2 separate regions of the Homo sapiens genome follow, and region 2 is linked to region 1. The links are chromatin contacts, found by Hi-C or POLR2A ChIA-PET in ENCODE. All regions are on one chromosome and are shown on one strand. Each heading gives the region's core, a stretch centred on a gene start or an enhancer-like site at or near the end of the contact. The rest is flanking DNA. Distances are from core to core; before and after follow the strand shown. Region 1 holds the start of MIR181A2HG (MIR181A2 host gene). Region 2 overlaps NR6A1 (nuclear receptor subfamily 6 group A member 1).

What was found. A loop is a pair of places that touch in the nucleus more often than their neighbours do. ChIA-PET counts read pairs that join two places held with the same protein, here RNA polymerase II (POLR2A). Pooled maps may share reads with other maps.
Region 2: a map of PC-9 shows a loop between it and region 1 (8-fold over the local background). The contact joins the enhancer-like site here to the promoter of MIR181A2HG in region 1. A Hi-C loop is called at or near these places in 13 of 168 maps with a recorded cell type or tissue (Caco-2, Calu3, DLD1 and 9 more) and 3 of 50 pooled maps. POLR2A ChIA-PET finds 5 or more read pairs at or near these places in 23 of 52 experiments (A549, A673, AG04449 and 20 more).

What each region holds. Positions count from the first base shown.
Region 1 is chr9:124,654,939-124,661,197 of GRCh38, forward strand. MIR181A2HG (MIR181A2 host gene) reads left to right here and starts at 3,498. Exons shown (of 2, transcript NR_038975.1): 1 at 3,498-3,803. The region is part of intron 2 of NR6A1 (nuclear receptor subfamily 6 group A member 1); the gene reads right to left. RefSeq lists enhancers at 3,545-3,664, 4,486-4,535.
Region 2 is chr9:124,693,234-124,700,126 of GRCh38, forward strand. All of the region lies in intron 2 of NR6A1 (nuclear receptor subfamily 6 group A member 1), which reads right to left. MIR181A2HG (MIR181A2 host gene) reads left to right here. Exons shown (of 2, transcript NR_038975.1): 2 at 5,085-5,395. It overlaps MIR181B2 (microRNA 181b-2), which reads left to right and starts at 477; the gene lies at 477-565. RefSeq lists an enhancer at 1,789-2,334. Within about 2 kb of position 4,243, at least 5 of the 41 ENCODE cell types and tissues checked have a DNase peak (open chromatin) inside an H3K27ac peak, as active enhancers do; they include IMR-90, PC-9, endothelial cell of umbilical vein and 1 more, where a contact is called at or near this core.

The DNA of each region.
Region 1 (6,259 bases), core at 2,248-4,747:
ACTGATGCATCCATTCCAGGGCCACATCATGTATGTTAGAATTTAACTGCACTTTCAAAATAACATGTGAAAGAGGATTTACCCACAGAAGAGCCTTTGCCAACTGAGTTCAGCAATTAGTTGTTCAGCTAAAGTCCCTATAAAAGGTCCAAGTAACTAACGAGCCAAGCTTTCCTCTGAGCATCCATTCATGAGCCATATCAGAAGGGTATAGTTCCTAATGCCCAATGAAAGAGTATTTAATTTGGAGCCGATGCCTGAGCTAAATTTCATGTTTCCAAACCCACTGATCATCAACTGACTATGAAGTCTGCCTCTAACATAATGGCTCTTGAGTCAAGCGAGAACAAGCAATTTGAACAAAGGTTCAAATCCCAGTTATACATTTTACATCTCTGAGGCCTTTGACAAGTTCCCTCATCTATTAAATGAAGATAACAATATGTATCTGAAAGGACTGTTTTGAAGATTAAATTAGCTAAATGTATTCAAAACATCTGGCACATAAAAACCCAATACAAATTATTATTTACTAATTCACATTTTTTCCAACTAATATTTATTGATATCTACTTCATAATAGGCCCTGTGCCTATACAGAGGCACAAGGCACAACTCAAGAGAAACTGGCCATCGTCCCAGCCCAGGAAGGGCTCACAGTGTAACAGGAAAGATGAACCCATAAATCTTAAGTATAACAGAATTACTAGGAATATAGTATGTATTAGGTGTCATCCAGGAAGGCTGGAAAGAATCTTCCCTTCTCTAGCAAACCTGATGTTAGGGACTAGCTGGTCTCTAGAGTTAAAAGGCCCATCAAAACCCTTACAACTTATAAAGTGAAAAGAGCTTCTGAGATGGGTCAGAACAGCTCTGTAAAGAAGCCCTCACATGATTTTAAGAATAGTCAAGAAAAACTGTCTTGATAGCAAAAAAGTGGAAGCTACTTAAGTGTCCATTGACAGATGAATGGATAAACAAAATGTGGTTGCTACAGTTTGGATGTAATTTGTTTGCTCCCCCCTCATTGAGTCTCATGCTGAAATCTAACCCCTTATGTTGGTGGTGGGGCCTGGTGGGAGGTGTCTGGGTCATGAAGGCAGATCCCTCATGAATGTCTTGGTGCCATTCTTGCAGTAGTCAGTGAGTGCTGGCTCTATAACTCCCTGCAAAAGCTGATGGTTTTAAAGTAGTCTGGCACCTCCTTCTTCTCTCTCTTGCCTCCTCCTCTCCTACCATGTGATCTCTGCACACACCAGCTCCCTTTCACCTTGTGCCATGAATGGAGGCAGCTTGAGGCCCTCACCAGAAGCTGGTGCCATGCTTCTTGTACAGCTTGCAGAACCATGAGCCAAATAAACCTCTTTTCTTTATAAATTACCCAGCCTCAGGTATTCCTTTACAGCAACACTAAAGGGACTAAGACAGTAGTATACACATGCAATGGTATATTATTCAGCCTTAAAACGTAAGGAAATTCTGACATGCGACAACATGCATGAACCTTGAGGACACCATGCTAAGTGAAATAAGCCTGTCAAAAGGGAACACATCTTGTATTATTCCACTTATATGAGGTATCTAGAGTAGTCAAAAAGCAAACAGACAGAGGCTAGGCACGGTGGGCTCATGCCTGTAATTCTAGGATTTTGGGAGGCCAAGGTGGGTGGATCACTTGAGATCACGAGTTCGAGACCAGCCTGGCCAACATGGTGAAACCCCGTGTCTACTAAAAATACAAAAACTAGCCAGGCGTGGTGGTGGGCACCTGTAGTCCCAGCTACTCAGGAGGCTGAGGAAGGAGAATTGCTTGAACCCAGGAGGCGGAAGTTGCAGTGAGCCAAGACAGTGCCATTGCATCCCAGCTTGGGCAACAAGAGTAAAATTCCGTCTCCAAAAACAAAAAACAAAAAATCAAAGAGAAAGTAGAATGATGGTTGTCCCCAGGGCCTGGGGGAGGGAAGAATGGCAAGTTAGTGTTTAACAGGTAGGTAGAGAATTTCAGTTTTGCAAGAGGAGAAGAGTTCTGTGGTGGATGGATGGTGGTGAAGGCTGCAAAACAACGTGAATGCACTTAACACCACAGAACTATACACTTAAAAATTATTACAACAGTCAATTTTATGTTACATATACCTTACCACAACTTAGAAAAAAAAAAGATTGTCTTGTGGCTTACAAAAAGCAAGAGAGTGCTCATCTCCTCTTCTTTCGAACATTCTTATATCTAATAGTGCATCAAAACAGCTTTTCTCGGGTTAAGACAAGAGAATAATTCTGGGGTAGTCCTCATATGGAAGGTGCTGCATAATATAGTCAACATCTAAAAAATTCCAAGTACAAACATCCAAACCCAAAATTTACAGCAAAAGAGACAGATGGAATTATTTCAACAACTGTGAGAAAGGCAAGAAATAAACAGAACTATTGGTATGTTTAAGTATCAATTTAGGACTCTATAAGCTAATTTCTAAAGAGACAAGAAAGTCCACGGAAAAAAATGATTGGTCCATGTAGAGTAGATTTCATATATCAGAGTCAAGGTCTCACAAAACAACTTTACTGTTTTGAAACTTTAAAGAAGTGTCAACTTGCATTAAATAAACAAAGCAACTGCCATGTACTAAACAAAAATGTCACAAATGACAGTCCTGTATAATGACCTGGTTTCCCAGTGGCTCAGAAAGATGGAAAATAAACCCCAAGGACCCTAGTTCAGACAGACTGAAGAGAGCAGACCGTGGCTGTCTTGCATGATTAAAGGCTATGTCACAGCTCAGTAGGGTCCATGCTTTCATAGCTTCCCCCCCCCAGCAACCCCTAATGTGACTAGGACTGGGACAAGAGTGACAGTCTCACAAAGGGGATAAAAAGACATAAAGCTTCTTCCTCATACATCCAAACACTCCAGAATCTAAAACTTCACTTCTCTGTTGTCCATCTATCCAATTTTCATTAAGAGCAATTTATATCATATAGAGGCTTCAAAGTCAAATATGCCACTTTTATTTTTACCTTATCAAACCTATAAAATCAAGACCAAGGGTTGGTCTGGATATGAAGCTTGGTTAGGATCACAATAAATTTTCAAATCAAATAATTGGTTTCAGTTAGAGCCAAGTTTATCAACAATAGGGTGATTTAGGATTCAGGAAAAATCGGCTGCCTATTTGTATTTCAGAAAGACTAGTATTTCTTCTGACACAAGTAGAGAGGTGTAAGCAACCTCTGGGTGGGTAATGCCACCAAACAAAAGCAACACCTTCAAAGTCTCTCAGTGACTAGAGGCAGCCAGACACTCAAACTGCCAGTCCTGAATTACGGCCTCTGAATGGTGAGGGCTTCACATTTCACCGATCAGGGCACAGCCCAATCAGAAGACAAACCCCTGCACTGCCAGGGACCAGCAAATCCGCTTTCTTCCAGTGTGCACATGACTAAATGTGCTTCTGTCCATCATCTGGGTCATATATAGTTCAATGCGAGCTGAGCAGACAGGGCTGCAAGGAAATCTGGCGCGGTTCAATACCTCGTCTAGCCTGGGTTCCAGTATCTAATTTTTTTTTTGTTTTAACTGACAAACTCATTTCTCTACTGGGACAGGATGCTGTGCTGGCTGGAAGTTCCATTTCTACAGCAAGAATCCTATCTGGAAACACAGAAGTTGTCCTCTAGCCACAGCAGCTCGAACTTTTTTGATTGTCGTTGCTGCTTTCTCCCATCACCCCCATCCCCTTTTGACAAAGATCCAACTGTAAAAAGTCTTACGTAACAGTTCAGGACTACTTCGGTTCTTTTACTGGGTAAGCACTTTCAATTTTTTTTTTTTAACTAAAAGCCATTTTAAAATTGAATCTGTTGAGGGGCTTGACTAAAATCTTTTAAGTAATTTGTGTAATGGAATACTGTCAGTGGATTTTTTCGTCTCATTTCTGCACGTGCTCCTTTGTTCTCAGAACAGAAGCTTTTTATACACATCCCATAACGCAGCTGGAGAGAGTTATGAAGTCAGTTATTATAAGGAACACAAAGGTTGCTTTCCATTCTTTGCCTTTAGATAATTAATTTTTTTGTTTTCTTAAAATGGAGTATTTAAAGAAGGAAGAAATTCACAAGAAATAAACTGTTGGAGAATTTAGAAAAGTTTGAAGTTTTTACCACCTTTTCTATCTCTAGTTTTGTGTGGCCAAACACTTGTGCCGCCTGGGGCGGTGGGGGTAGAGGCAAGCATAGACAGAGAGGAACTAAGCCAGACATGGACAAAGGCACGAGCCAAAACCAGACAGTCCTGGCCGTTCGATAGGCCAGCAGTGGGTGAGACAGGTCAGCCAGCTGCAGGGGCGGGAGCGGGGGGGCGGGTAGGGACATGGATGTGTGAGGTGCTCATGCGTGCGATCGTGACTAGATTCTGAAACTGCCAGCCATTTTCCCAGCTCCGCTTTGTGCAATCTAAAGGAATGCATCCCCTCTGAAGCAGTCTTGCCAGAGCCTAGTGAGGGAGAGAAGTATGGTAAATACCACAACATATGGAATCAGAAAATACCGGGAACTGGAGTGGGCAAGGGGGAATGCAGAGGGTGTGGAAATTTTTTAGTGATCTGGAATGTGTTGAGTGACAGGAAGTGCCCCAAGCTTCTCCCCCACCAACTCTTCTCAGTCGCGCCTGCTTTTGTCTAACTCTTGTAATCTACACACTACTGCTTACAAAGCTGTCTGAGTTTAAGACAAAAAGAAACCTAAAAGTCTCCTTACTTCATAGTACCTGTGATATGGAAGGAATGTAAAAGCATGACCCTTTAAGCCTATGGACATTTTTTCAGGTATACAGGAGAAAGATAAAATAATTTTCCACAGAAAAATGAGAATTATGAATTATATAGTTCAGGTTCCAAATCTAATTTTTAAAAGAATTCTGATTCTGCTACACTTTACAAATGCTTAGGTTGGTTCCTAATTTGAAGCAGACTTGTTTTATTTGGTTAATGCATTGCATTTGAACTTGTTTCTATTTTCTTTGCATAAATTTGGACTTTGGGAGAAAAATGCAAAGTAATAAGTAGAATGCACTTGGGGGAAAAAAGGAGGATTTTTCCCTTCATGGGTTGGAAAGTATTTTAAAGGGTTGTTTTCTTGAAAAAACAAGCTCTCTCTTACTTTCTGCATCTATGCTATAAAGATAACTATGCTATAATAAATGTAAGGTAGAAAACTTTAAAGAGAAAATAACAGTGTTCTAAGTGAAAAGCTACTTAGCATTTTCCCAAACTTACACATTATCAACAGAAACACTAAAAATTAAGAGAAAAGCAGCCAACTAATTAAATAGCTAGCCTTATTTTGGGGGTATGGGATAGAAAATTAAGTGTGAATAAAATGATACTTGGGAATGTTTCTCCCTCGTACCACAAAGGATGTTAGTGGTCAGCCTACGAGTTAATCCTTCCTAGCATGGCTCTGAGCCTTCATGCCGAGCAGACGTTATTCACATGACGATTCGAAAAGTCCATTCATATATCTCGCTACCTGGATTTGAATAGAAACCAGACAGCAATTCTTTAGTTCCAGCCACCATTCGCCCCACTGGACAATAGCGATTTGTTAGCACAGAGTCACAGGCTGTGGGACACAAAGCTTGGAGCTGCAGAAAGATGGGGGATTCAGAGAACAGGAAATTACAGGCTCGATGCACTCCTGGCAGCTCTGAGAATACAAAAAAAAAAAAAAAAAAAAGGCAACACAGAGATGCCATGTTTAAGAGCTACTTCTAGCTTTTTTAACCACCTCCAATGTCATAAAAGCTCTATTGTTGGAGTACATAAAGTCACGAGTCCCATGTGCTCGCTTTTCTCACTACAGGGAACTTCATTCAATGCCCTTGGCACAGTAAGAAATATCAAAAGCATCCAGAGTTGATTAGCTGTACACTCTGGTAGAAAGGAGAGCATTTTATAAATAAAATGTCAGGAAAAAAATACGCTTAGTAACACAAGTGACATGTAATAAAATTAGTATCTTTTTAAAATTCCAAAAGAAAATAATTAAATACATCAAAACTCGAGGGACATTAATTTCTCTCCAAAATATCACATAAAATCTATTATTTAATTCCATCAAAAGTTTCTTTAGAATATATATACCAATTTAGAGGCTAGCATTATACAGAAAACTTCCGAGTTCTGGGTTGTATTTTCCAAAACAAAGAATTAAAATCAAAGCCCCAAGAATTTATTCTGGAATACTAGAAAAAAAAACTACACTT
Region 2 (6,893 bases), core at 2,993-5,492, 39 kb after region 1:
CTAAGAGTACCTATCATGGAGTTTTGAGACTCAATGAGATAATATATAAGGTGCTTTGTACCATTACTAGCCCACAGCAAATGCTCAATATATGTAAGCTGTTATTATTAAACTCCAACATAATCTGCTAATTTACCTCAAAAAAGCACTCATACTTCTCAGTTCAAAACAAAGAGGAAAAGCAGGTCCCTCAGCTGTGGTTTACAGGTACTAATATGCAAGCACTGCCTGTGTGGCGCAGTGCTACCTGTGAGGTTCTCCAAGCACTCCTTCCTTCTCTGAACCACAGCTTCCTCATCTGCAATAACCTCCCAGCTCCAATGTCAATGTTATGGACACCTGTGTGGGCCCTCAATCATGCAGATGGCTGGTTACTAAGGGAGAAGCCAGACACACAGACTTCAAAGAACTGAGATGGAAAAGAAGAGCCAGGAGTCAGCCAGGGAGGGCAAAGGCAACCCCACCAACTGAAAACACTGATGGCTGCACTCAACATTCATTGCTGTCGGTGGGTTTGAGTCTGAATCAACTCACTGATCAATGAATGCAAACTGCGGACCAAACAACCCAAAGGAAGCAAAAGCATGTGCAGAGAGTCGCCTGAGTGCAGCAGCTACTGCTGTGAGTGGGAGCTGCTACTATTTCCAAAACACTAGCTAAAGCTTTTCTTGTTCTCCTTGGTTCTAACATGGAGTAAGTTCTCTAAATTCCTAGTACTTTTCTCCTTTTTCAATAGTCTAGATTTAAGGAAATGATATTTTATAGGAAGAATTAAATACATATCTGGATATCACATCACATTTTAAAAATCAGTACATTCAGAATTTCTAAACAGAATCATATGCTTATTATTTAGAAATTCAAATACAAAAATATACAAAGTAAAAATTGAAAATCCCTTCAATCATCATCTGCAATCCATTTCCTCGGAGGAAAACATGTATAATTATAATAAACTTATTAAGATAATAAATATCATAACTAGAATTTATTTTATATCCTTGAAGACCTTTATCCATACATACACAGATAAATAGCTGTAATTTTGCATGTTTTGGGGGGAGAGTGGCTTAGACAAAAATAAGCTCATTTTTACCTATTGTTCTATAATCTATTTTGTTATTCAGCTATATATCATAGACTTCCACAACAGTCTTTTATGTACTCGTCATTCTTTTAAATGGCTATATAGTATGACTTAATATGAATGTTCTGGTTATTATTCAGATGTACATCAATATTCTCTTTTGACAAAAACTATGAGGCTCATTCATTCTAACCTTTGCAAACCATGTCCCTCAAACAGGAAAAACACCTAAGTGAGATAGAAGATGTACATTTTTCTTAACAAAAAATTTAAATGTAGTATCAACTCTCTAAATCCTGTAACATGAGATAAGCCACTAAATCCCATGTTAAAGAAAGAAAAACAAGGCCCTTGGTCATGAATAATTTATCATACACTTAAGTCTAAGAAGAAGCAGATTCTCATAGCAAAAGTCAAATAAGACAGTAAGAGAAGAGTCTTGTCAAATTAGCCTTGACAATTAAGCAAGCCTTAATTTGACAAGGCTTTCCTGTCAAATTAGGAAGGAGAAGTGATGGGGTAATGAGACAAGAACCAGAAAGAGAAATCAAAGCCAAAAGAAAAATCTAAAGAAAACTATGAGAGTTCAGAGAAAATATCAGGTTCAAGCCAGTGTTTCCCAAACTTCTTGTACACCAGAATCATCTAGAGTTGCTTTTAAAATGGCAAATTCCTGAGCCCTACTCTAGACGAGGTGATTTTGGGTCACTGGAAGCTGGAAGCAAAGTAAATAAAGTTCACTAGCTTAACATCGGCTTCCTGCCCCCATCCCACCACCACATTTCATGTCATCCACTTTTCAACTATTGCCCAACCTTTTGTGTCACCACCTGAAATCGCCACTATTCTGCTGAGTGCAGACAGGTAGAGTCACATTTGTGCTGCTTTTAAGTATCTCCAGACTACATAAAATTTTGCACCATGTTTGGTGGCCAAATATACATCAAATTGTGTCTGATGTTTTATGGAAATGAATGGATTTGGATTTACGCTATCTAAAAAACTAAAACCTACCCAAAGAAATTACCAAAAGGTTTTTTTGTGTGTGTTTTTCTTTCGTTTGTTTGTTTTTTTGAGACAGTCTTGCTCTGTTTCCCAGGCTGGAGTACAGTGATGCGATCTCGGCTCACTGCAACCTCTGCTTCCTGGGTTCAAGTGATTCTCGTGCCTCAGCCTCTCAAGTAGCTGGCCCGCCACCACACCCAGTCAATTTTTGTGTTTTTAGAAGAAATGTGTTTTTAGTAGAGCCATGTTGGCCAGGCTGGTCTCAGACTCCTGACCTCAAGTGATCCGCCCGCCTCGGCCGCCCAAATTGCTGGGATTATAGGCATGAGTCACCGCGCCCGGCCCGAGGGGGTCTTTATAGAAGAGTTTTTTGTGAGACTGGTAGACACACAGAAGGTACTCCACGCAGTCTTGTTTTTCAAGATGCTGTGCATTCTAGGCATTTATTTTTAACCAATTATTTCCAAAATTTCTGAAAACATTAGAAAAGAATGTCTGACACGTACTTTGAAAAATGTACACTTGAACAAGCATGCTATTTATTTACAGACTATTACATAGTCTTTAAATATGCCAATGAAACAATTATATATTTCATTAAACCAAATCCAAGTTTTCTCTTGGATAAAACTAAGTACTACAAGAAGGGAGACAATTATGTAAGTTAAAGGGTGTTTTCTGCAGATAGGCCTCAAAATAAATACCTGTAACAGAAAAATTACATGGCATGTATAGGGGACAGGAAGAGAATAGTCCAGAGACTGTATTAGGGAGTCATAAGGAATGGCACTGAAAAGGTAAAAGGACATATTACAGAAGGACTTGTGAGCAAGGCGCAAAGTCAATTAGTCCAACAGAGAGCCGTTTTAAATGCTAAACTCAGCAAGGAGACAATGAAAGCAAGACTGGGAAGAGTCACTAAGCAGATGAAGTGAGGGGAAGAAAAGAGAAAAAAGAGAACTTTCTTGCACAAGTTAGCAGGGGTAGAACTGAGTCAACAGGAATGGAATGAAAGGAAAGGTTATCTCAAAAAGGCATACTTTGGCTTTTGTTTTTCAAAATAAAAGCCTACTGGCTGACCCCCTTCCATCATCCTGTTCGGTGTATAGCCTCACAGATATTTCAAGATACTTAAAATGCATGTATTTATACTTAGAGAAAATAACATCACAAATTATACATAATGTTCTCTAGCTTTTTTTTTTTTTTTTTTTTGAGATGGAGTCTCGCTCTGTCACCCAGGCTGGAGTGCAGTGGTGTGATCTCGGCTCACTGCAACCTCTGCCTCCTGGGTTCAACTGATCCTCTCACCTCAGCCTCCAAAGTAGCTGGAACAACAGGCACTCACCACCACGCCTGGCTAATTTTTGTATTTCTAGTAGAGATGTGGTTTTGACATGTTGGCCAAGCTGTCTCGAATTCCTGACCTCAAGTGATCCGCCCACCTCAGCCTCCCAAGTAGCTGGGACCACAGGCACGTACCACCATGCCTGGATAATTTTTTGTATTTTTAGTAGAGACAGGATTTTGCCATGTGGCCCAGGCTGGTCTCAAACTCCTGACCTCAAGTGATCCACCCGCCTCAGCCTCCCAAAGTGTTGGGATTATAGGCGTGAGCCACCGCACCCGGCCTGAAATCTTTCTTCACTTAAAATATTGTGGCCATCTTTCCATATCGATATATCAGAACCACCTTCCAAAGAACTGGCTCAAACAGAAAAGAAAGCAAAGAGTCAAGAATGATGCCAAACTTTCCTGACTAGATTAGGAGCCTGGAGTGTACTAAGAAAGAAATGGGCAATTTCACAATGGAAGAAAGAGGATTCCACTTTTGGAACAGATATCAGAACAAGGAATGCACATTTATGATTCATAAGCATGGATCTGAGAAAGAATGATCTAAGTGCAGAAAGAAAAAGGTAACAAATACTTATTGGACACCTAGTGTATACCTGGACTGCAACAGGAGCCAGGAGACATGGAAGAAACAAAAGTATATAACGTAAAAGGCAGAACTAATTCTAACGAACAAATAGCTAATTGCAAGTGTGAAGAGCTCTGCAGAAGATAAAAGTAAGGTACTATGAGAGCAAATAATAGGAGGGACCAATCCAGTCTTGGTGGTAAGAAGGGTCAGGGAACTTCCTTGAGGAAGTGATGTATAAGTAAAGACTTCAAGGGTATGTGTAACTACCTTGGTGAAATAGAGTAAGCATTCCAAGCATAGAGAATGGATGGTATGTTGTGTAGGCCAAAGAAGCAGTGTTTTTACAAAACAGAAATTGTGACTAAAGCACATAAAAAGATGGTGAAAAAGTCATGAGACAAGGCCAGAAAAGAAGGTAGGATTTAAAAAAAAAAAAAACAGATTACTAATAGTTTTGGAAAGAACAATTTTGGCGTTCTAGTCATTGTGGAAATAGATTTCTGGAAAGGTAGTGATGAAGAGCTTGGGCTAAATGAGGGTAAAAATCTCAGCTGTTACTTAGCAACTATATGAACTTGAGCAAATTACTTAACCTTTAAATCTGTGTCATCTGTAAATAGGAGATACAACAATAGTATTTGCTTCACAGGGCTGCTTGAAGATTAAGAATACATGTAAAGAATTTCACACAAGATCTGACACACAAAATATTAAGATCTTAGTGTATGTGCATGTGTTGTGTGTGTGTTTTGTAAGCGCTGCCAAGCATGACTGGCTGATAGGAGACAAAAAGCAGACAGGAAGTTCAAACAGACTAGAAGCAAAGACGTTAACAACTGTGATCTCAAAGTTGTAGAATTATAGGTAATTTTTATGTTTATTATTTATACTCTTATAGATCTTCCAAGTATTTACCAATAAGCATAAACTATTTCAACAATTAAGAAAAAGTTAATTTTAAATCATGTCTTTCTACTCTGGTTTCTCTTCAGATCATATAAATCTTTCGCCTTTTAAATCATGTATTAAAAAAAAAGAAAAAGGAAAAACAAAGATTTCTTTTAGATGCAGAATCTACCTACATTCGGCTGAAAATCAGATGGAAGAATCCACAGAGGAAAGGAAGGAAAGGCGAACTGTCCTGTGGAAAGCACAGCTGCAGGGATAGTAGAAAGTAACAGGCTCTCGATCCGTGGGAGGTGGTCACTTTGGAGGACAGATAAGTCATCCTCAGAGAACGAACACAATGAAGGAAATTCCAGCCTATTCATGTTCTCCTCTCAGGCTGTACCTCAACAAGATCCAACTGGACTTTGTGATCTCATAACCTGTCAAGGGGCCTGGCATGGAGTAGATAATAAATGTTTTTTTTAATCAAATGAATTTTTAACTTTTTTTATCAAACGAATTTTCTTGTAATTTCTAGCACAATTATATTTATAACTTAGGAAGTAATCTTCTCCTTGAACCAAGCACAGGATACCTTCAGCTATCTATCTGTCCCACACATTGCAGTTTCAGCCTATATATAATTTTAATAGCTACCAAATATCAGGATAAAATTATCCTGGCTATACTTGCCACAGAACCCATGAACTTACACTGTAGCCCAACTTCCCTTCCTGTTCTTCAGACTAAATCTACTGAAAAACACACAACCAATCAAAATCGTATGCCCTTTTCTCTCCTCTTCCCAGTAAGTAGTTGGGGCAAAAAACGGTAGGTATAGAAGAAATCGCTTGAAATACAAGAGTCAGAAAATCTGAATTTAAGTTCAGCTAAGTTCAGCTCTGCCCTGATTATGTATTCGTGGTCAAGCCAGTCACCCTGTTTAAGTCTTACTTCTCTGTAAAAGGACGACTAAATATACCCTCTCCATCTCAGATGTGAAAAAGCGCTCTGCAAACAGCACAAGGTATAGGCCAAAGTATCCTAGTCTCTGATGGTGCTGCTCCACAGGTACAGACAAGTAGTTCAGACAAGATCCTCTCACTACCCAAACTCTTGCCTACTTGTCAACCAGCAGTATATGTGTGCAAGATGTCTGGATAAAGTTAACCCATAACCCAGGGTTAAAAGAAGGCCTTTTCTGCATGTAAGTGTCATCAGACTGGATGGGAAATATCATTCACTCTAGGTCCATCAGTAGCAACTCCAAACACTTGAGTCACCTCCCAAACAAGAAGTTGCTATTATACTCTGTAGTGGGGTAGGACACAGGGTAAGGCTTTGGGATTATAAGCTTCCAAGGTGAAGAATAATGACATAGCAAATAATCAGTGGGGCCCCATCTGATCAATGAACTTAAATCATTTTGTCAAGACGTCCCTTCCTTTTCCTGCTTCCAGCCAATCTTAAATATTTCTTTAAACAGCTTTGTTTAGGTATAATTCACATGCAATTAAATTCGCCTGTTGTAAGTGTATAATTCAATGACTTTTATTCATTCATTTATAGACTTGTGCAAGCATCACCAAAATCTAATTTCGAACCTTTGCATCACCCATAAAACTCCCTTTGTTCCTGTTTCCACTCCCAACTTAGCCCCCAGACAACCACTGATCTGTCTCTATACATTTGACTTCTCTGGACATTTTGTTCTGGTTTTTGTTTTGAGACAGTCTTGCTCTTCTTCCAGTCTTCGCCCAGACTGGAGTGCAGTGGTATGATCTCAGCTCACTGCAACCTCTACCTCCCGGGTTCAAGTAACTCTCATGCCTCAGTCACCTGAGTAGCTTTGATTACAGGCATGCGCCACCACACCCGCCTTTTTTTTTAGTAGAGATGGAGTTTCGCCATGTTGGCCTGGCTGGTCTCAAACTCCTGGCCTCAAGTAATCTGCCCACCTCAGCCTCCCAAAGTGCTAGGATTACA